Linked DNA regions of Homo sapiens: all the other regions are linked to region 2. Evidence: read pairs that join two places in POLR2A ChIA-PET (ENCODE). Cell type or tissue: GM12878. All regions are shown on one strand. Each heading gives the region's core, and the rest is flanking DNA. Links, peaks and the distances in the headings are about the cores only.

What was found. ChIA-PET counts read pairs that join two places held together with the same protein. Peaks named below come from ENCODE experiments on the same cell type or tissue, not always from the same donor. Only the 100,000 strongest peaks of a DNase experiment are listed, where the experiment ranks them.
Region 1: POLR2A ChIA-PET joins it to region 2 with 6 read pairs; 4 of 35 experiments call an interaction of 5 or more read pairs at or near these places.
Region 3: POLR2A ChIA-PET joins it to region 2 with 7 read pairs; 6 of 35 experiments call an interaction of 5 or more read pairs at or near these places.

Annotation. Positions count from the first base shown.
Region 1 is chr3:47,345,024-47,351,664 of GRCh38, forward strand. It overlaps KLHL18 (kelch like family member 18), which reads left to right. Exons shown (of 10, transcript NM_025010.5): 10 at 1-1,793. Among named protein-coding and RNA genes, the nearest start is that of PTPN23, 33 kb to the right of the region's middle. In GM12878, for the core only: no CTCF peak of the experiment used is centred there; a DNase peak (open chromatin) is centred at 2,368; H3K4me3 peaks cover 461 bases; H3K27ac peaks cover 1,840 bases.
Region 2 is chr3:47,222,749-47,229,389 of GRCh38, forward strand. KIF9 (kinesin family member 9) reads right to left here. Exons shown (of 21, transcript NM_182902.4): 21 at 5,250-5,954. The coding sequence ends at 5,904. All of the region lies in intron 2 of KIF9-AS1 (KIF9 antisense RNA 1), which reads left to right. Among named protein-coding and RNA genes, the nearest start is that of SNORD13J, 25 kb to the right of the region's middle. RefSeq lists an enhancer at 5,203-5,462. In GM12878, for the core only: no CTCF peak of the experiment used is centred there; DNase peaks (open chromatin) are centred at 3,063, 5,113 and 5,678; H3K4me3 peaks cover 939 bases; H3K27ac peaks cover 2,574 bases.
Region 3 is chr3:47,309,700-47,316,340 of GRCh38, forward strand. The region is part of intron 1 of KLHL18 (kelch like family member 18); the gene reads left to right. Among named protein-coding and RNA genes, the nearest start is that of KLHL18, 30 kb to the left of the region's middle. In GM12878, for the core only: no CTCF peak of the experiment used is centred there; no DNase peak of the experiment used is centred there.

The DNA of each region.
Region 1 (6,641 bases), core at 122-5,121, 120 kb after region 2:
GATTACCTCCTACTGCCACCATGGCGCTCATTCAGATTCCCCACTCTCACTAACATTGCTTCCTTTTTTGACCAGCAGGAAACAGCAGGTCTGGCCAGATTCTCACTTGCCCATCAATCTCGTTCTTGGATGATTTCCCTCATTGTGATGCTTCTGGGGCACGTTGACCATATGCACCTCTAGAACCTAACCAGGGCTTCCTTCTACCAGCTGTGGGCGGGCTTGGTCTGGTAACCTTGTCTGCTCTGCCATTCCACTGCTCCTCCATCCACTCGCCAATCCCAAGAGTCTGGCCTCCCTCCAGCCCTGGGCAGACTGACCAGCAAGGTGGACCTTTACATTCAAGCACAGCTGGCTTTTATGACATAAAGAACTAAAGGCCGAAAGAATCTCTTGCTGCTGCAAAGAACAGATTTTATATTTCTTCCTCTAATCTTGGCAAATGACCTTTACCTTTTGGAAAGATTTCATATTGCTTCCTCCTCCCTGGATAGGACCTAATGTAGCACAGCGGGACTCAAAGAGGAGGACATTTTCTCTTGCCAGTGCACTGGGCAGTGGGGCTGTCCTTCAACTGCTGCTGCCAAAATTGGTTTTCTAAAATTCTTCCAGTAGAGACTAAAAGAAGATTCAATTCCTGTAACCCAAGACTGAGTCTTAGGGCTCCAGTCTCCACCTGCTTGGTTTCCTATCCTTTGCTGCCTGCCTGGGGTGGCCTGGAAGCCTGTTCAGAAAGGCACAATGTGGAGCCTGGGGTGTCTCCCCCACCCCAGGACCGTCAGGTTTACCAGTGTGTGCAATCGCCATGTATTCAGAGGGAAGTACCTTTGTTACCTACAACTTAGGAGCTAGGCCTCTGCTACAAGCACTTGAAAATGATATTTTTATTTTTAACGTCTCAACAATCTGATATCGGATGTCGTTTAACCTGGGCTCGTGGTAGGGCTCCAGCATTTCTCCCTCCTTCCTGGTTTGCCTGTAGGGGTAGACTCGGAAGGTGGGTGGGGTGTGCATTTCCTGTTAGGAGTGTATCAGTGCTTGTCTTATTATAAGCCCCTTTCTTTTGTGAATTTGAAGTAGCACCAACAAGCCTGGATTGTGAAGGTATTAAGAATCGGTCTGTGGGCTACTGAGTGGGTCCTTAGGATACTGGCCCAGATTTTGCCACTGGGTATGGCAGATCATTTTCTACCATGGCCTGCTGCTCTTGTAGTGGACTTCCTGAGTCCAATCCCACCTCCTGGTGTAGAATTTACACTGCTGCACCTGAGGTCGATGTTTCAAAGTAAGATCAAGCCAGTGTTTTGATCTGGGCTCTGAGCACAAGTCAGGAAACACCAACATATTCACACTCTCCCAGTAGGTTCCTCAGTCCGATGGTGAATGGCTATTCGTAAATGGCTGGTCTGGCTCTTTGGTGTTGGAGCCTTTCCAATAGCCCCATGAAAAGAAGCATCACCCAAGGATATTGTAAAAAGGATGTAACAAGGAGATAGGGTAGACATTGTACTCAGTGGGCCTTGGGGCCTAGCCCAGCTCTGAGCAGAGGACTGTGGCATTCACTGTCCTTGAGTGTTTCACCTTCTTGGATAACACACGGGCCTTCTCTTCTGGATTTCATCAGAGATTACAGCCAGATGGGGGCTGAAGACCATCCTCTTGACCACAGAGGTGTGACTGTGGGAATTCCTCCCAATTTATGGTTTCCCAGAAAATCTTAGTTCCTTTTATTTATAGAATGCATGTCTTTTGTGTTAAGAAACCAAAGAGAAATAAAGAGAACACTCCTAATAGCTCTTGTCCTTTCTTGGTTTATTTCTCAGATATTAGAAGTACATGTTTGTTTTTTAATTGTGATTCACTGAAAAAAATATATTGGACAAAATGGGAATATTTCTGTGAATATAAGGGAAAAGCCAGATGTACAGCAAAAGTAGTCTTTGGAGAGATTTATTTTATGAGAGTCACTTCTGGTGAAAAATATGCAAAGACTTCATTTGCACTTTGGGACTGCATATTGGTGCCTGTCCTGATCGCCCCTACTCTCGGATTTCCCCTTTTCTCCATTCACTGCCCTAAAACTCCAGAGTTTCCCAGTGGAATGTGGCTGCCTGTTGACTGCCTGGAATCAGCATCTCCAGCTCCTTTTTTATGCTCTAGGCGAGAGGTGCTTTAACTTTGGTGCACATAAAAGTCACTGGAAAATGTTTAAACCACAGATCCGTTCCTAAGTCCCTCTCTAGAGACAGGTTCCCTAGGGCTGGGGTGCAGCTCAGCATTCTGGCGTGAGCAAGTTTCCTTGGTGATTTGCATGCTCTTCAGTGTGAGAACTATACTCCCATCTTCAGTTTCACTTCCCCAAATACAGCCGCATTCCAGATCTGCTCTTCCAAGATTACACTGTGGTTAGTGTGGTTTTGCCTGTTGGGAAACTCTTCAGTCACACTTTTCCAAAAGTCAGCTTGTGATCAATCTTGTCCATTGGACTCCTGGATGGCAACTTAATTTTTTTAAGTTTTTGGAAGGCATATCACTCCCACACACACCCCACCAGGACATGTCTTACATATAAACACTCTTATCAGTTGAATCTCACATGGTCCTCAGTAATCCCCACGGAGCAGGTAACATTTTAGCATAAGGAAACTGCCTCAGAATGGCCAAGTAATTGACCTGACTCCAGCTAACCAGTGGCATTGTGAGAAATTGAGACCAGATCTCCACACTCACAGTCCAGTCTGCCTAAGGACAGCAGTGTCTTCCACCTGTGAAGGGAGCAGCATTCCTCCCAACAGTCATAGACCTTGGAAAAGCAGACTGGGCAGCAAGGGGAAGAGTGAAGAAGCAGGTGCCTTCATGCTGAAAGAGATAGCCAGACTATCTGGGAACTCTGCCCTCTGGGAGAAAGGCCTGTTGCTTGTAAAGTAGTAGCAGCCCTTTCCATGTAATCTATGCCCCCTTGACCAGAGCCAAAGAGCCCCATAGGTGAAGAGTGGACTGCTAAGTCAAACTGGATTCATCTGCTTGACTTTCCATTTCTTTTTTCTTTCTTTCTTTGTTTTTGTTATTTGGACTCCTTTCCCCCTCATGACCAACAGCAGAGCCCACTCCATTTCACCCCAAAGTCCAGCACTGCTGCTTTTTATTGCTACTCACAATAACCTAACAGTACACAACATTGCTTACTGCAGCCTTGAACTCCTGGGCTCAAGCGATCCTCCCACCTCAGCCTCCTGAGTTGCTGAGACAGCAGGTATGCACCATCATGCCTGGCTATTTTTTTTATTTTTTGTAGAGAATCGGTCTCACTATGTTGCCTAGGCTGGTCTTGAATGCCTAGCTTCAAGCAATCCTCCCGCCTTGGCCTCCCTAAGTGTTGAGATTACAGGTGTGAGCCACCACGCCCAGCTTAGTTCTGCAGTTCATAAAACCTAAACTTCATAGCATGACATAGAATGTCACTGAGATACTGACACTTCCTCTCAGCTGCCCAGCAGCGGTCTTCAGGATCTCAGTTTAGATGTTACCTTCATGAAAACATCTCTGGTCAGCGTGGCACTCCTCCTCCATCTGCTGTGCTGGCCCTTGGCCATATTCTACCATGCAGTGACCTGTTTACCTGTTTTACCTGCTACGTGGTGAGCTCTGTGAGACTCTCCATTACTGTAGACACAACAATGGACATGAAGAAGAGGCTGAACAATAGCTTCTTGAAGAATTTAGGGACAATCAGGTATATCCACATTCAAATGTCACCTAATCATGCTTCCCTTGTCTTCCTCCTTTTTACGTCACTGATTTTTTAATAGTTTCATTGAGTCATAGTTTACATACCTTAAAGTTCATTCATTTTAAGTGTCCAACTCAATGACTTTTAGTAAATGTACAGAGCTGTGCAACCATTATCACCATCTTGTTTTAAAATATTTTCATCACTCAGTTAATCCCTTTTGCAGTTCCCCTTTTCACCTGCATCATCAGGCAACCACTATTTTATTTTGTCTCTATAGATTTTCCTATTCTGGACATTTCACATAAGTGGAATCATATAATATGTGGCCTTCTGTGTCTGGCTTCCTACTTTAGAATAATTTAGTTCATTCATATTGTAGAATGTACCAATAGTTCCTTTTATTGTTTTTAAGTTGTATTCCACTTATACCATATTTTGTTCATTCACCGATTGATAAATGTTTAGATTGTTTCCAATTTGGGGCTATTATGAATAATACGGCTATGAACATTCATTTATAAGTCTTTGTTAGACATATATTTTCATTCCTCTTGGGTAGATCCTAGGAGTGAAACTGCTGGGATCATATAGTAGGTTTAGGTTTAACTTTTTAAGAAATTGCCAAGCTTTTCCAAAGTGGCTGTCCCTCTTTACATTTCCACCAGCAATGTATAATGAATGGTTCAGGTTCCTCCACATTCTTGTCGGCACTTGGACTTTTCTGTTTTGTTGTAGCCATTCTAGTGGATGCAAAGTGGCATCTCATTATGGTTCATTTGCATTTCTCTGACAACTAATGATTTTGAGCATCTTCATGCGATTGTTAACCATTTGTATATCTTTAGTGAAATATCTATTCAATTATTGCCCATTTTTAAATTGGTTCACATGTCTTATTAATGAATTGTAAGAAAGTTTTACATATTCTGGATACAAATCCTTTATTTATCAAATATATTATTTGCAAATGTTTTATCCCAGTCTTAGCTTGTCTTTATTTTCATTTTCTTTCTTTCTCTCTCTCTCTTTTTTTTTTTTTTTTTTTTTTTTTTTTTTTTTGAGACAGTCTTACTCTGTCGCCAGGCTGGAGTGCAGTGGTGTGGTCTTGGCTCACTGCAACCTCCACCTCCCAGGTTCAAGCAATTCTCCTGCCTCAGCCTCCTGAGTAGTGGGACTACACGTGCCCGCCACCACGCCTGGCTAATTTTTGTATTTTTAGTAAAGACGGGGTTTCACCATGTTGGACAGGATGGTCTTGATCTCCTGACCTCGTGATCTGCCCTCCTCGGCCTCCCGAAGTGCTGGGATTACAGGCGTGAGCCACCACGCCCAGCCCTTTCTCTTTTTTTTTTTTTTACTCACCACTATACTAACAAGGGCTCTTTTCATTTTCTTAGTGGTGGTGGTTGAATTGTAAAAGTTTTTTACTTTGATGAAGTTTAGTTTATCAGTTGTTTCTTTTATGGATCATGCCTTTGGTGTCGTATCTTAAGAACTTTTTGAAGTCTTCTTGTTTTATTCTTACATGTAGGTATGTGATCCACTTTGTGTTCATTTTTGGGCATGGTGTAAGGGAAGAGTCTAAATTCATCTTTTCATGGACCGATTTCCATTTGTCCAAGCACCATTTGTTGTAGAGTATCTTTTCCCCATTGAATTGCTTTGATACCTTTGTCTAAATCAATTGGGCATAAATATAAGGGTTTATTTCTAAACTCTTAGTTCTGTTCCATTGATCTGTGCCTGTCCATGATTGTGTGTTATTGATGACTCTGGCTTTAAAGTATTTGTAAGTCATTAAATCAGGTAATGTAACACCTCCAACTTTGTTATTTTTCAAAATTCTTTTGACTTTTCTAGATACTTTGCATTCCCATGTCACTTTTATGATCAGATTGTCAGTTACTACAGAAAAGCCTTCTGAGGTTTTAAATATATATTGTGTTTAATTTACAGATCAAGTTGAGAATTGCCATCTTGACAATATGAAGTCTTCCAGTCTGTGAACATGGAGTTTGTGTCCATTTATTTAGATATTCCTTGATTTCTCTTAGCAATATTTTGTTATTTTCAGTATATACATCTTACACTCCTTTTGTTAAAATGTTCATATTACTTTGCTATTACGAATGGAATTGCTTGCTGAATTTTGTTTTCAGACTTTTTGGTGCTAGTATATAGAAATACCATTGATTTTTGTTTATTGATCTTATATCCTGTGACCTGTCTAAATTCAATCTGTTAGTTTTATCATTTTTTAAAAAAATGTCCGTGTGTGTCTTCCTTGAGATTTTCTACATTATCATGTCATCTGCAAATAAAGACATTTACTTCTTTCTTTCCAATCTGTATGCCTTTAATTTTTTCCTGTCTTATTGTACTGGCTAGAAATCTAGTACAGTGTTGAATGAAAGTGGCAAAAGTGGACATCCTTGCCTTGTTCTCAATCTTAGGGAGGAAAACCTTCAGTCCATCACTGTTCAAGTTGATGTTAACCTGTGGGTGTTTCATCTATACCTTTTCCAAATTGAGGAAGTTTCATTCTGTTATTAGTTTCTTGAGAGTTTGTATCATGAATTGGTGTGAGATTTCATCAGATGCTTTTTCTGCATCTATGAGGTGACATGTGGTTTTTGTTCTTTAGCCTGTTAATGTTATAACATTAATTTATTTTTAAGATGTCGATCCAACGTTGCATTCCTGGGATAAATCCCACTTGGTTATGGTGTATAATTATTTTTTATGTTGTCAGATGTGGTTTGCTAATATTAAGTATTTTTGCATCTGTGTTCACTTGAGATATTTTCTGTAGTTTCCTTTCCATGTGATGTCTTTGGTCAGTAACACCAGCTTTACAGAATGAGTTAGGGAGTGTTGCTTACATCTCTATTTCTGAAAGAGTGTGTGA
Region 2 (6,641 bases), core at 1,069-6,068:
AACATTGGTTGTATGTGTGCATGCATGTATATGTATGTGCGTGTGTGTGTGTACAAGCTAATCACCTATCAAACATAATGCTGGGTACATTCGCATCTTTATTTTCATAGTTATTGTTACTGTCATGGCTGTTTCAATTGGTTGAGGACCTGCTGTGCACTTCACATCATTCCACAAAGCCCTACAGTGATCATGGTTCTATACACAAGGAAAGGAAGGCAGAGAAATTAGACAACTTACTCAATGTCAAATGTCAGTAAGATACAGAATCCCAATCTAAACTCAGGTGTCTCTGGCCCAAAGCCTGTGATCTGTCCCTATTTTGTATTGCTTCATAAAAGTGCAATCCACTGACCAACAATCAAGCCCAGACCGATACTCCCTGGGCCCAACTAGTGCGGACCAGGTGGATTGGAACTTCCCTGCAGTGCCAGAGGAAATAGCAATAGAGGTATCTGAGCTCTTTGGATTAAAGATAATGGAACATAGGAGGGACTCTCCAGAGCTTTTTGTCCTACCTTGAATCTCAGACCTCTAGAAAGAAACTTTGGGTGCTATACTGATTCAATTGTATCCTTTTCATTACACTTTTATAATATATATTATTAAAAATATAGGCCAGGTGCAGTGGCTCATGCCTATAATCCCAGCACTTTGGGAGGCCAAGGCAGGAGGATCACTTGAGCCCAGGAGTTCAAGACCAACCTGGGCAATATAGTGAGAACTTGTCTCTATAGAAAGTTAAAAAAAAAAAAATTAGCCAGGATTTTTAGTGGGATGATTGCTTGAGCCCATTAAAAAAAAATTAAAGCTGTTAAAATAATGTTATATATATCATACATATATTCTTTTTTATGCTTCTTTTTTGTTTTCTTATTTTTACTTTTCTCCTCAAATTCCATTTACATATATATATATAGACAGGGTCTCACTCTGTTGTCAGGTTGGAGTGCCACCATGCCCAGCTAATTTTTTATTTTATTTTTATAGACATGGGATTTTGCCATGTTGCCCAGGCTGGTCTCGAACTTCTGGGCTCAAGCAATCCTCCTACCTCAGCCACTCAAAGTGCCAGTATTACAGTCATGAGTCACTGTGCCTAGCCTAAGTATTTTAAGATGTTATCATTTCATTGACAAGCCCACAAACAATATATCAACTATTTTTTTCTTTGGCTCCATTCGTGTATGTGTGAATTTGTGTGTTTATGCTGGGAAGTCCTGGGAAAGTTCCATTTAGTGGAAAACATGCCCAGAGGAGTTGTTCTACCCAAAGGGGAGAAAGTTGAGATAATAATCCACTGATTTATTGGTTGAGGGTTGCTCCTAAAGGTGTCGTTAACTCCCTGGCATTTGGAACTACCCTGAAGCAGATGAACACCTATGTAGACAAAGCCTTTATGTGGAAAGTTGCAGATGCTTTCACTAGGAAGCCATTAGCAGGAATGGCAAGTGCAAGGGACTGTGTCAAGGCATGACAGCATCTGCTACAGAATGTGACATTTAAAGCCGGGTGTGGTGGCTCATGCCTATAATCCCAGCATTTTGGGAGGCTGATGCAGGCAGACCACTCGAGGTCAGGAGTTTGAGACCAGCCTGGCCAACATGGTGAAAAACCCCGTCTCTACTAAAAAAAAAAAAAAAAAAAAATACAAAAAAAAAATTAGCTGGGCGTGGTGGTGCGCGCCTGTAATCCCAGCTACTTGGAGGCTGAGGTGTGAGAATTGCTTGAACTCAGGAGGCAGAGGTTGCAGTGAACAGAGATCGCACCACTGCACTCCAGCCTGTCAAGAGAGTGAAACTCTGTCTCAAAAAAGGGCCGGGCGTGGTGATTCACGCCTGTAATCCCAGCACTTTGGGAGGCCGAGGCAGGCGGATCACGAGGTCAGGTGATTGAGACCAGCCTGGCCAAGAGACCAGCCTGGCCAATATAGTGAAACCCCATCTCTACTACAAATACAAAAGTTTGCTGGGTGTGGTGGCACGTGCCTGTAATCCCAGCTACTTGGAAGGCTGAGGCAGGAGAATCGCTTGAAGCTGGGAGGCGGAGGTTGCAGTGAGCCAAGATTGTACCATTGCACTCCAGCCTGGGAGACACAGCGAGACTCCGACTCAAAAAAAAAAAAGAAAAGAAAAAAGTGACATTTAAGCAAGGACTTAGGAAAGTGAATCATGTGGACATGTAGGGAAAGAATGTTTTAGGCAGAGGAAACAGCCATTGCAAAGGCCTGGAAGCAGGAGCTGTCTGTCTGGCATGTTGGGAGGAAAAGTAAGGAAGCCCATGTGGCTGGAGTAGAGTGAGCAAGGGGACAGTAGATGAGACAAGAGTAGAGAAATCATAGAAGTCACGATTATATAGGATCTTGTGGGATGTTTTAAGGACTTGGGTTTCACTCTGAGCAAAATAGGAAACCATTAAAAATTTGAGAAGAGGTGTAATGTGATCTAACATATTTCAGAAGGTCAACCAGGGCTAGACCTGGTGGCTTGTAATCCTACCTACTCTGGAGGCTGACATGGGAGGATTGTTTTAACCCAGGAGTTCGAGGATGCAGTGAGCTAGGATCATGCCACTGCTCTCCAGCATGAGGAAAAAAAAAAAAAAAAAGGTTCAGCCAGGCTGCTGTTCTGGAAATAGAGAGCAAAAGGAGAAGCCAGGAGACAGGAAGCTGTTGCAATATCCAGGCAAGAAGTGGTGAGAAATGGTCAGATTTTGAATATAGGAGGAAGGTAAAGCCTACTGAATTTCTGGATAGATTCAGTGTGAGGTCTGAGAGAAGAGAGGAATGAAGTACAAAACTAAGGATTTTAGCCTGAGCAATTAGGCTAAGGAAGGTTATGGGTAAAGTATGTTTAGGGAGACAATTAGACATTCGGTTTTCTAGCTCACCTCTTCACCAGTGATGAAGCCTTCAGGGTGCCATCTTTATTCAGGCAGTCCCATTTCCAGCTTCCTATATGGCATGAACTGACGTCTTATTTCTCATACTTATGTGGACATTTAACCTTCAAAAGTAACAATCCGCTCACATACCTTCTCCTAGTCCCTAGAAGACATAGCCAGTTCACACGCTGACCACTCAGGTTTTCAGTTCCTCCTTTATGTTCAGCTCCTGACAGTTCCCTTTCTTGCTTGCAAATCTTACTTTGTACAGTCGTCCCTTGGTATACATGTGGGATTGGCTCCAGGGCCCCTTCCATATGCCAAAATCCACACATAAGTCCTGCACTCAGTCCTGCGGAACCTGCACATACAAAAAGTTGACTCTCCACATATGCAGATTTTGCATCCCTTGAATACTGTATTTTCAATCCACCTTTGGTTGAAAAAATCCCATGTATAAGTAGACTTGTGCATTTCAAACCCGTGTTGTTCAAGGGTCAACTGTATTTCTTTTCTCTTTTTCTTTTTTTTTGAGACAGAATCTCTGTTCCCCAGGCTGGAGTGCGGCAGCATGATCTCAGCTCACTGCAGCCTTCGCCTCCCAGGTTCAAGCAATTCTTGTGTCTCAGCCTCCCAAGTAGCTGGGATTACAGGTGTGCACCACCACACCCGGCTAATTTTTGTATTTTTAGTAGAGACAGGTTTTTGCCATGTTTGCCAGGCTGGTCTCAAACTCCTGGCCTCAAGTGATCTACCTGCCTCAGCCTCCCAAAGTGCTGGGATTACAGGCATGAACCACCACATGTGGCCTCAAGGGTCAACTGTATTTAAAAGAATGTTATATTTTAGTCAGCACCTCTATTTGTAGCAGGAATGTTTTCAGATTATCTCACCTGTCACATTGTTGCAACTGGAAGTCCCTCCAGGGGTGACTTGGCTGGCAAATTAACTCAGCAGGAACTATTTTCTGGAATGACAGACCCATCTGAATGAACACAACACCCCTACCTTCCTGCCATACTGGAAGCATCGACTCCTGGAAGCATCAGTCAGGGGAAGAGAAAGGAGCTGGAGGAGGGAGAGGGCAGAGCCCCCAAGGCAATCCTATCACTTTCTTCAACAAAATCCATGTCCATCTGCTGATGGGCTGAAGAGCAGAATCACAGGGTTTTTGATTGGATAGATACTATCCAGTTCAACCTTCAACCAGGTGCAACCTCCTTGCCAGACAGCCTACTGCTGCAGGGCCCTCACTAATGACTTCATGCCAGGACTGCTCTCATTTTAAGCCTCTTCTTATTTTGAGATAACAATCTTAGCCAGGAGAGGTGGCTCACACCTGTAATCCCTTGGCACTTTGGGAGGCTGAGGTGGGAGGATCGTTTGAGCCCAGAAGTTTCAAGACCATTCTGGACAACATAGTGAGACTCCATCTCCAGAAAAAATTTAAAAAACTAGCCAGGCATGGTGGTGCGCACCTGTAGTCCCAGCTACTCAGGAGGCTGGGGTGGGAGGATTGAGCCCAGGAGGTTGAGGCTGCAAGGAGCTGTGATGGCACCACTGCACTCCAGCCTGGATGACAGAGTGACACCCTGTCTCAAAAACAACAACAATAACAACAAAACCTTTGGGAAAAATGTTTGCTACTCATTCAGCCCACATCCACATCCTCTTGCTTTCCCTTCTACCTGGCAGCCCCTCATGGCCTCTGTCACATTTCTCTTCCTCTTCAGGTAAGCAGACCTAGTTCCTTCCATCTTTCCTCATACAAAGTGGTCCCAGAGCTAGATATCACCCATCAGAAGTGATGTATTTTTCTCTCACAGCTTCCCATGACAGGACTGCCAGGTGAGCAGAACCTCCTCTCCCACTGTTGGAAGAATAACAGAAACCTCAAGGCCCTGATGAGGGTGTCAGACGGGGGAGCACCCACAGAGTGTCAGGCCAAGGCCTTGACCCATAAGAACAGAAGAGGGGGTGAGATACAATTCCAAGGAAGCACTGAAACTTTTCGCTCAGTGGAGACTTGGTTTACCAACCCAGGGGCGTATCAGTCAGCCTGGAAGGCCCCAGAGGGCCTGAGTTTGTTCTCTGAGCAAAGTAATGAACTCTTTCCCTTTGGTGCCACCACCAAGGGCCCAAGCTGCAGCCTGGTAACTTGATAGAGAGTGATATCTTCTCTCTTCCCTGCTCAGCCTTGACAGTGATCCCAGTTCCTATTCAGGGTAAATCGTTCACTTTCACTTCTGCTCAGTGCAGCCTACACGGAGAGAGAAAGCGGGGAGGGGAGGCACCCTGGTGCCTGGTGGCCGTGCATGCTGCGTAGGGAAGGCCGTGGTGTTCTGGAAACATGCAGAGGACATGTCTCCCAGAAGCTGCTCATTTATTCCCTGGTACATGGAGCCAGCTCTGCCTCATCCCTTTCTGGTCTCTGTGGCTAGACCTTATCCTCCCCTGGTTGCCAAATGAAGGAGGGCCTCCTCCTGTCTTCTTCACTGGCTCAGAAACACAGAAAAGATGTCTTGAGAGAACTTAGGGTCTGAGGGAGCTGTGAGAAGCAGAGCTCCTCAGACCGAGCTCACCACCCCCACCCTAGGATGTCTATCCAGGAAAGGGGCTGACCAGTGTGACAAAGGCCTGCCAGGAGGAGCCTGGCTGAGCTACTTTTCTGCCTTCCTACTTGAGACTCAGTTCTGACCTCACACATACATAGAGAATATGTCCTTTCAGACAGGAAATAAGACAAAGTTCTCAGATGAGCACTGAAAGTCCAAACTAGAAAGTTATTTTATCCTGTCCCTGCATATAAGACAGTGAATTAAAACCCAAAGTGCTCTGTGGAGATGAGCAAGGTTGTCCTTGGAGGATGCTCCTCCCAACATGCAGGCCAAATGTGTTCTCTGTGCTGGGTCCCAGCATTGGAGTAGAGGGGGCTGCAGCTCTGGGCAGGTGGTTGAGCAGCTCCACTACAGTAGGTGGGAGTTGCTGGTCTTGTCCTTTAAGGTACTGGCGATGAGGTTCTATTTTCTATGTGCCTGCTGGAGGCCCATCATGGTTTTCAAGTAATTATGCTGGACACAGAGGGAAGAGAAAACAGGAACTTATTAGGAGGGACAGACATAGCAGGGACTCAGACCAGGCCACTCACATTCACCCTATCATTCCTCCTGCAAACATCATGGGTTGTGGACAAGGATTCCTTCTGAGTAGCCCCAATTCTCTGAGAAATAACATCCATTCAAACTCTTTCATTCTTTTATCCTAAAGAAAGTGTGTAAAACTATTTTAAAACAGTCTGGCAGGCATATTTGAAAGGAGGCATATAGGTTTCAAGGGCATTCTTGGGAGTTTCTGATAGGGAATAGGTTCAGAAAGAAAAGAAGAGGGTTCTATCTCCAGAGGAGTTAGGGGCCAGGTATTCAGAAGGGCCCTCTCTTTGCCACTGCAATCAATCAGATGTTCACAAATTATACCTTTTTAATGCATCACTAGGCTCTTAGAAAGCAGGTGAAAACTGTAGGCTGAAACAGAAACAGTGGGCTGTAAGCCAGCAAACGCTAAAACTAGCTTGGAACATGGAATCTTAGGTTCCCCACAAAGTAGGAGTCTGAATTGAAGCTCCCATATTAAACTGGAATTCTTGAAGAGGGTTAAAATGGTCCTGGGTTGGTAATGCCCCATGGGTAACTGCAGAAAGCAAGTGCAAACCTTTTCAGGGGGAAAATAATTTCTATTTATGTGTTCAGGTCTCCTTGAGC
Region 3 (6,641 bases), core at 652-5,651, 87 kb after region 2:
CCTGGGCAACATTGAGCACTGAGTGAACGAGACTCCATCTGCAATCCCGGCACCTCGGGAGGCCGAGGCTGGCGGATCACTCGCGGTTAGGAGCTGGAGACCAGCCCGGCCAACACAGCGAAACCCCGTCTCCACCAAAAAAATAACGAAAACCAGTCAGGCGTGGCAGCGCGCGCCTGCACTGGGCAGGCTGAGGCAGGAGAATCAGGCAGGGAGGTTGCAGTGAGCAGAGATGGCGGAGTACAGTCCAGCTTCGGCTCGGCATCAGAGGGAGACCGTGGGGAGAGGGAGGGGGAGGGGGAGGGGGAGGTTAACTGTTCTTAATGCCTTATGTATATTCATTGTGAGCTCCTGAAGGTAGGAACAGTAGTATCAAAATGTTTTCCATCAAAGAGAAATCTACTCTGGGTATATCTTTTACTTTCTTTGGGAACACCTGTCTCAGATTACTCCTAACTCAGATTTTGCCAGGCTGCTTTACTGTTTGAATGCTGAGCCCCACCTGCCTGTGGTAGGGAACAGAATTTGTGTTGAGCAGCCCTGTCTGAGGTAGCAGAGCTGGTGAGGGCCTTCTGATTCCATCCAGTCTCTATGCCACATTGCCTGTCTGGTGGACCTACACTCTTTTCTACCTCCAGACATCTTCCTGCTTCTCTTCTCATTTCCTTTCTGTGTACCTCCCTTCTGTGTCTTCTTTGCTGATAGATCCTCTACTAGGTGATCTTTAGATGTTGAAGTTCTTCAAGGCTGTCTTATAGCCTCTTTTCTTCACACTTCGAGTTCTCTCCCTGAATGATCTTTTTTCTGTCTTCACTGATTATTTCCAAAAGTGTTATTTGAGCCCAGACTTATCTCTGTATACCAGACTCTGTCATCCACTTTCTACATAGTCTCTGTTTAGATGCCTCCCAGGCACTCGGTGTCAGCTTGTCCAAAACTTTATTTGGTCATTTACTCCTGACTTTGTCCTTCTCTGTCGTTTCTGATCTAAGTATATGGCACCTCCACATGCCAGATCGCACCAGTAACCTGGAAGTCATCTTGACACCTCTTTTCCCTCACTCCCACATCTACTCAGTCACCAGGTCACAGCAGTTCTAAGGTCAGCATCTTTCCTGAGTCTGACTTCTTTTCTCCTTTCCCACTGCCACCATCCAGGCCGAGCTCAGCTCTTCTCTCTCTGGACCAGGCAGTGGTCTCATGGCTGGACTCCTAGCTGCCACTCCTGTCCCTCCAGTTCATACTCTATCTCCACAGAGTGGCCTGGTCAGCTTCGAATTTCTTCCTTAGTCCTGTTCCCTGGTTTCCTGATACTTTTTTTTTTTTTTGATCTGGAGTCTCGCTCTGTCGCCCAGGCTGGAATGCAGTGGCGCGATCTTGGCTCACTGCAAGCTCTGCCTCCTGGGTTCATGCCATTCTCCTGCCTCAGCCTCCTGAGTAGCTGGGACTACAGGCGCCCACCGCTTCGCCCGGCTAATTTTTTGTATTTTTAGTAGAGACGGGGTTTTACCATGTTAGCCAGGATGACCTCGATCTTCTGGCCTCTTGATACTTTTAAAGTAACATGTAGAATTCTTGAGTGTCCCATCTATTTAGTCAGCCTCACATCACATCACTTTGCTTTTCATAGCTGTTCTTGAATCATGGAAGCCACTGATCTCAAACATTTACCAAAGGAATAGTATGTTCATGATTTTAAAAACCAAGTATAGGCCAGGCGTGGTGGCTCACACCTGTAATCCCAGCACTTTGGGAGGCCAAGGTGGGCGGTTCATGAGGTCAGGAGATCAAGACCATTCTGGCTAACATAGTGAAACCCCGTCTCTACTAAAAATACAAAAAATTAGCCGAGCATGGTGGCAGGTGCCTGTAGTCCCAGCTACTCAGGAGACTGAGGCAGGAGAATCACTTGAACCCGAGAGGCGGAGATTGCAGTGAGCCGAGATTGCGCCACTGCACTCCAGCCTGGTGACAGAGCAAGACTCTGTCTCAAAACAAACAAACAAACAAAACAAGTATAGTAGAGTTACAACATATGAACATATAAGTTATCTGTTGACTGGTAGACCTAATCTTCTTCCCCCTTGTGTAACTCCATCACTTCTTTTAATTTACCAAACAAAGCTGTTGACAGGTGTTAAAGTTTCAGGGCCATAATAATAAAAAATAATATAGAGGCAAGCAGGAGTACTGCATTTTCAGTCTTCAGAGTGTATTATGCAGAGCCCTGCTCAGGAAGAATTCTGTATCCACTCTTTGTAGAAGCCAAGGGGCATGAATGCTGAGTCTTTGCTAGTTTTAGTGGAAGTGGTTTAGTCTTTCTCATTTGAATTGATCTTTTTTTCTTAGAAGCAAATTCGGAGGTGTTGTACATATCTAGGAAGTCCCATGATTGCCCCAAATTTGCTTCGTAGATGCTATTCATTGCAAATAATTCCACAGTGGTAGTATGGGCAGGGGCACTGTTTGTTGAATACACAAGGAGATCTCATGTCCTGATCTAGCCTCAGCAGCTTCCATGTGTATTCATGGGTATAGCTATTTTAGTGTAGAGTGTTTTGTGTATACCATAGATTCATTTCTTTTTTTCTGTCCTATCTTGGACTTTGAACCTAACTCTAATACTTTAAATCTACTGTCTGATTCCATTTCATTGATAATATTTTATAAGAAGTATATTTTTAGAGGTGGGTATGTAGCAAAATGTGACTAAAGGTAGAGATGTATGCTAAATAGCCTTAAGTTTTCTAACCAACCAGTTATGTGTTTCTTACAGATGAATTTTTTTGAAAAAATTGTGTGGCACCAGTTCACATGTCTTTGCCACCTTAGGAGTGGGGAAGAGGGGAGATTTGAGGTAATTGCAGATCAGTGGAGAAAGTGGCCTTTGCATGGGCCTGTGTAATTCTAGATATTAATTATAGGGAACCCACTTACCCTCTTATATAAGCTATAGTTTATGTTACATTTATTGGTAAGAAAATAATATTTTTATCTCCCATTCGCTTTGTGCTCCCTCCGCCCCCTGAGAGGCTAGGTTTCATTATGTTGCCCACGCTGGCCTCAAACTCCTAGTAGCTGAGATCCAAGGCATGTGCCACCATGCTTAGTTTAGTCCTTTTTTTAAATGGATGTTTTATTTTGAGATAATTGTAGAATCACATGCAGTGGTAAGATAATTCAGTGAAATCACACATACCTTTTAATTTTTTTTTTTTTTTTTTTTTTGAGATGGAGTCTCGCTCTGTCGCCCAGGCTGGAGTGCAGTGGCGCAATCTCGGCTCACTGTAGGCTCCGCCTCCCAGGTTCACGCCATTCTCCTGCCTCAGCCTCCTGAGTAGCTGGGACTACAGGCGCCTGCCACCATGCCCAGCTAATTTTTTGTATTTTTAGTAGAGACAGCGTTTCACTGTGTTAGCCAGGATGGTCTCGATCTTCCGACCTTGTGATCCGCCCGTCTCGGCCTCCCAAAGTGCTGGGATTACAGGCGTGAGCCACCGTGCCCGGCCTAATTTTTTTTTTTTTTTTTTTTAATAGAGAAAGGGTCTCACTTTGCTGCCCAGGCTGGAATGCAGTGGTGTGATTATAACTTCCTGTAACCCCCAACTCTCAGGCTCAAGCAATCCTCCTGTGTCAGCTGCCTAAGTAGCTGGGACTACAGACGCATACCACTGCACCCAGCTAATTCATTTTATTTTATTTTTTGTAAACACATGGTCTTGCCATATTGCCCAGACTGGTCTGAAACTTCTGGACCCAGGCAGTCCTCCTACCTCAGCCTCCCAAAGTGCTAGGATTACAGGCATGAACCACCATGCCCACAACTTTTTCCTTTTGCCCAGTTTCTCCCAGTGGTAATATCTTGCAAAACTATTAAGCCAGAGGAACTGAAAGTACAATATTGCAACTAGAATATTCAGTTGCAATCTTATTCAGATTTCTTCAGTTTTACTTTTATTCATTCTGTGTATATGTATATTTAATTCTATGTAGTTTTATCATGTGTAGGTTTTTTATTTATAATTTTTTTCTCAATTGACTGAGAACTCAAGCTGAGAGAAGGTATGCTATTTATTAGGTCCCTCTCCAATTCCACCAGTAACAACCTAAGCATAATTCCTTCTCTTCACATAATAGCTACCTGACATTGGGTGAGCTACTTAACTTCCAAATCTTGGTTTTCTCATCTATAGAACATGATTCACAGTAGCTGCCTACTGCAGAGGGTTGCTGTGAGGACTGAAATGAGAAAATGTGCAGAATGGGTACCTGGCATAGTCAGTGGCATACAAAAGGAGCTCAATAAATGATCATCTCTTTTTTTAAAAAATGACATTTTATTTTATTTTATTTTTCGAGACATTCTCTTGCTCTGTTGCCCAGGCTGGAGTGCAGTGACAATTATAGCTCACTGCAACCTTGAACTCCTGGACTCAAACCATCTTCCCAAGCATGCACCACCATGCCTGGCTAGTTTTTTGTAGAGATGAGGTCTTGCTGTGTTGCCCAGGCTGGTCTTAAAAATCCCTGCCTCAAGAAACCTTCCCACCTTAGCATCCCAAAGAGCTAGGATTAAAGGCATAAACCACTGTGCCCAGCAAAAAATGAGACATGTAAAAACTGAGATTACAAATGAGAGTGTTTGGGTTTTTAAAAGCTTTTCACAAAAATGTAGTATCACAGGATTGTAGAATTGGAAGGCCTCTAAGTAGTCACTTAATAGTTTTGAAACCAGTCCAGGACCCCGCTAAGTGTTCTTAGCTCTTATTCTTACGCTTATTTGTTTTTTGTCTTTTTTTTTTTCTTCCTTTTTGTGAAGAACGGAGTCTCGCTATATTGCCCATGCAGGTCTCGAACTCCTGGGCTCAAGCTATCCTCCCACCTCTGCCTCCCTGAGAGCTCGGATTACAGGCATGAGCCACCGCGCCCTGCACTTAGCTCTTATTCTTTATGATAAAAGAAAATCTGCCTTCCTGTAATTTTCTAGATCTGCCCTAATCCATGTGATAGCCCTTCTAGGATTTGACAACAACTATCAGGTTCCTCCTAAATTACCTTTTCCAGACTATCCTTTAGCTATTCCTTATAAGATGTAGCTTTCAGACTCTTGCCCATCTTGGTCTTCCTCATCTAGACAAGGTCCAATTTGTTGTTCCCCTTAGCTGAATACAGAACTCAAATGTAATCAGGCTAACATATCCCAAGATAGGCCTATCTTCTCTGTAGCTGGTTTTTTTTTGAAACCAGGTCACTCTGTTGGTGCACATACAGCTTGTTCTTTTGTCTTCTGTTTATTTTCTAGATGAAAAATAAATGCACAGCAGTTAAACACAGCCAGTTGAACACATACTTAACTTTCATTCCCCTCCATAACCCCATTAAAATAGTAGTAAGAGGGGAAAGACATATCAGCAAATGAGAAATCAATGGAATATTAAAGCCAGAGAGCATGTGTGGAAGACTTAGTGGGCCAGAGGAACTGAAAGTGCCTCCCGGGGGAGAAACTGAGAAGGAAGAGGATTTCTAGTGTAGAACCCTGGAATTGTTCCAGAATTGGAGACACCAAATACTGAAAACAGGAAGATTACTTGGAAGTCTGTATGAAAGGCAATTAGATGCCTGCACCCCCTCCCCCACTCTCTCAGGAGATAGGAAGTTTAGTCTTAGATACTGAACCAGAGGCTCCGAATCAGGCACACCAAGCATAGGAGAAAGGGTGCAATATGGAACAAAACTGAAAAGAAGGGCTTTAAGATAAGAGTTATCAGTAGTGCATGGTAGAACCATCCACCTCTTAGACCCAGTTTCCAGAATATCTGTAGGCCGACAGATATTTCCCTGCAAGAGACTGGAAGATCGTGCTCTGATAAAATTAACTCCAGAGAAAAAGTCCTGAAGATACTGAATACTTCTAGGGGTCCTCAATCAAATGGCCGATTCTTGCCTGATCACCCTAATGTGAAGCCCACAAATCAACAAGCCTACCCCCTAGCCAAGTGTCACCAGACATTTAAAGAAAACCTCTAACATAGAAGACAGAGATCAAAACAATTGGAAGAGAAAATATCTCAGGAAACAGTAAAAGCAGAGAGATAAAGAAGAAAAAAAGTTGTAACTATATACTGTCTCAGGAGAGATTTGAGAAAATATTGCATTCATGAAAGATGAACAGGATTCTTTTAAAAAGGAAGCTTTTGAAAACAAGAACTCTAGGAAATTAAAAATATGATAGCCAGTATAAAAACCTACAACACAGAAAGATTGTAAGATAGGGTTGAAGAAGTTTCCTCACTGATAGACCAAATGAAAGAGATGGAAAGTGAGGAAGAACAATAAGAAAATTAGAGGATTATTCCAAGAAATCTAACACCTGACTAATAGAAATTTCTGAGGAGAAAAAATTACAATAGGAGGGAGGAAATTATCAAGGATTAAATGGTGTAAAGAGATTTTTCCAGAACTGAAATAATGTCTGTAGATTGATACAGCACAATAAAAGAAAACCAATACCAAGATACAATACTGTGAAATTTTAGAACTACAAGAATACAGAGAAAATCCTAAAGGCTTCTAGAGAGCACAGTTACATACTTAGAGTTAGGATTCAAAATAGCATTGGATTTCTCAATAACAACAAACTA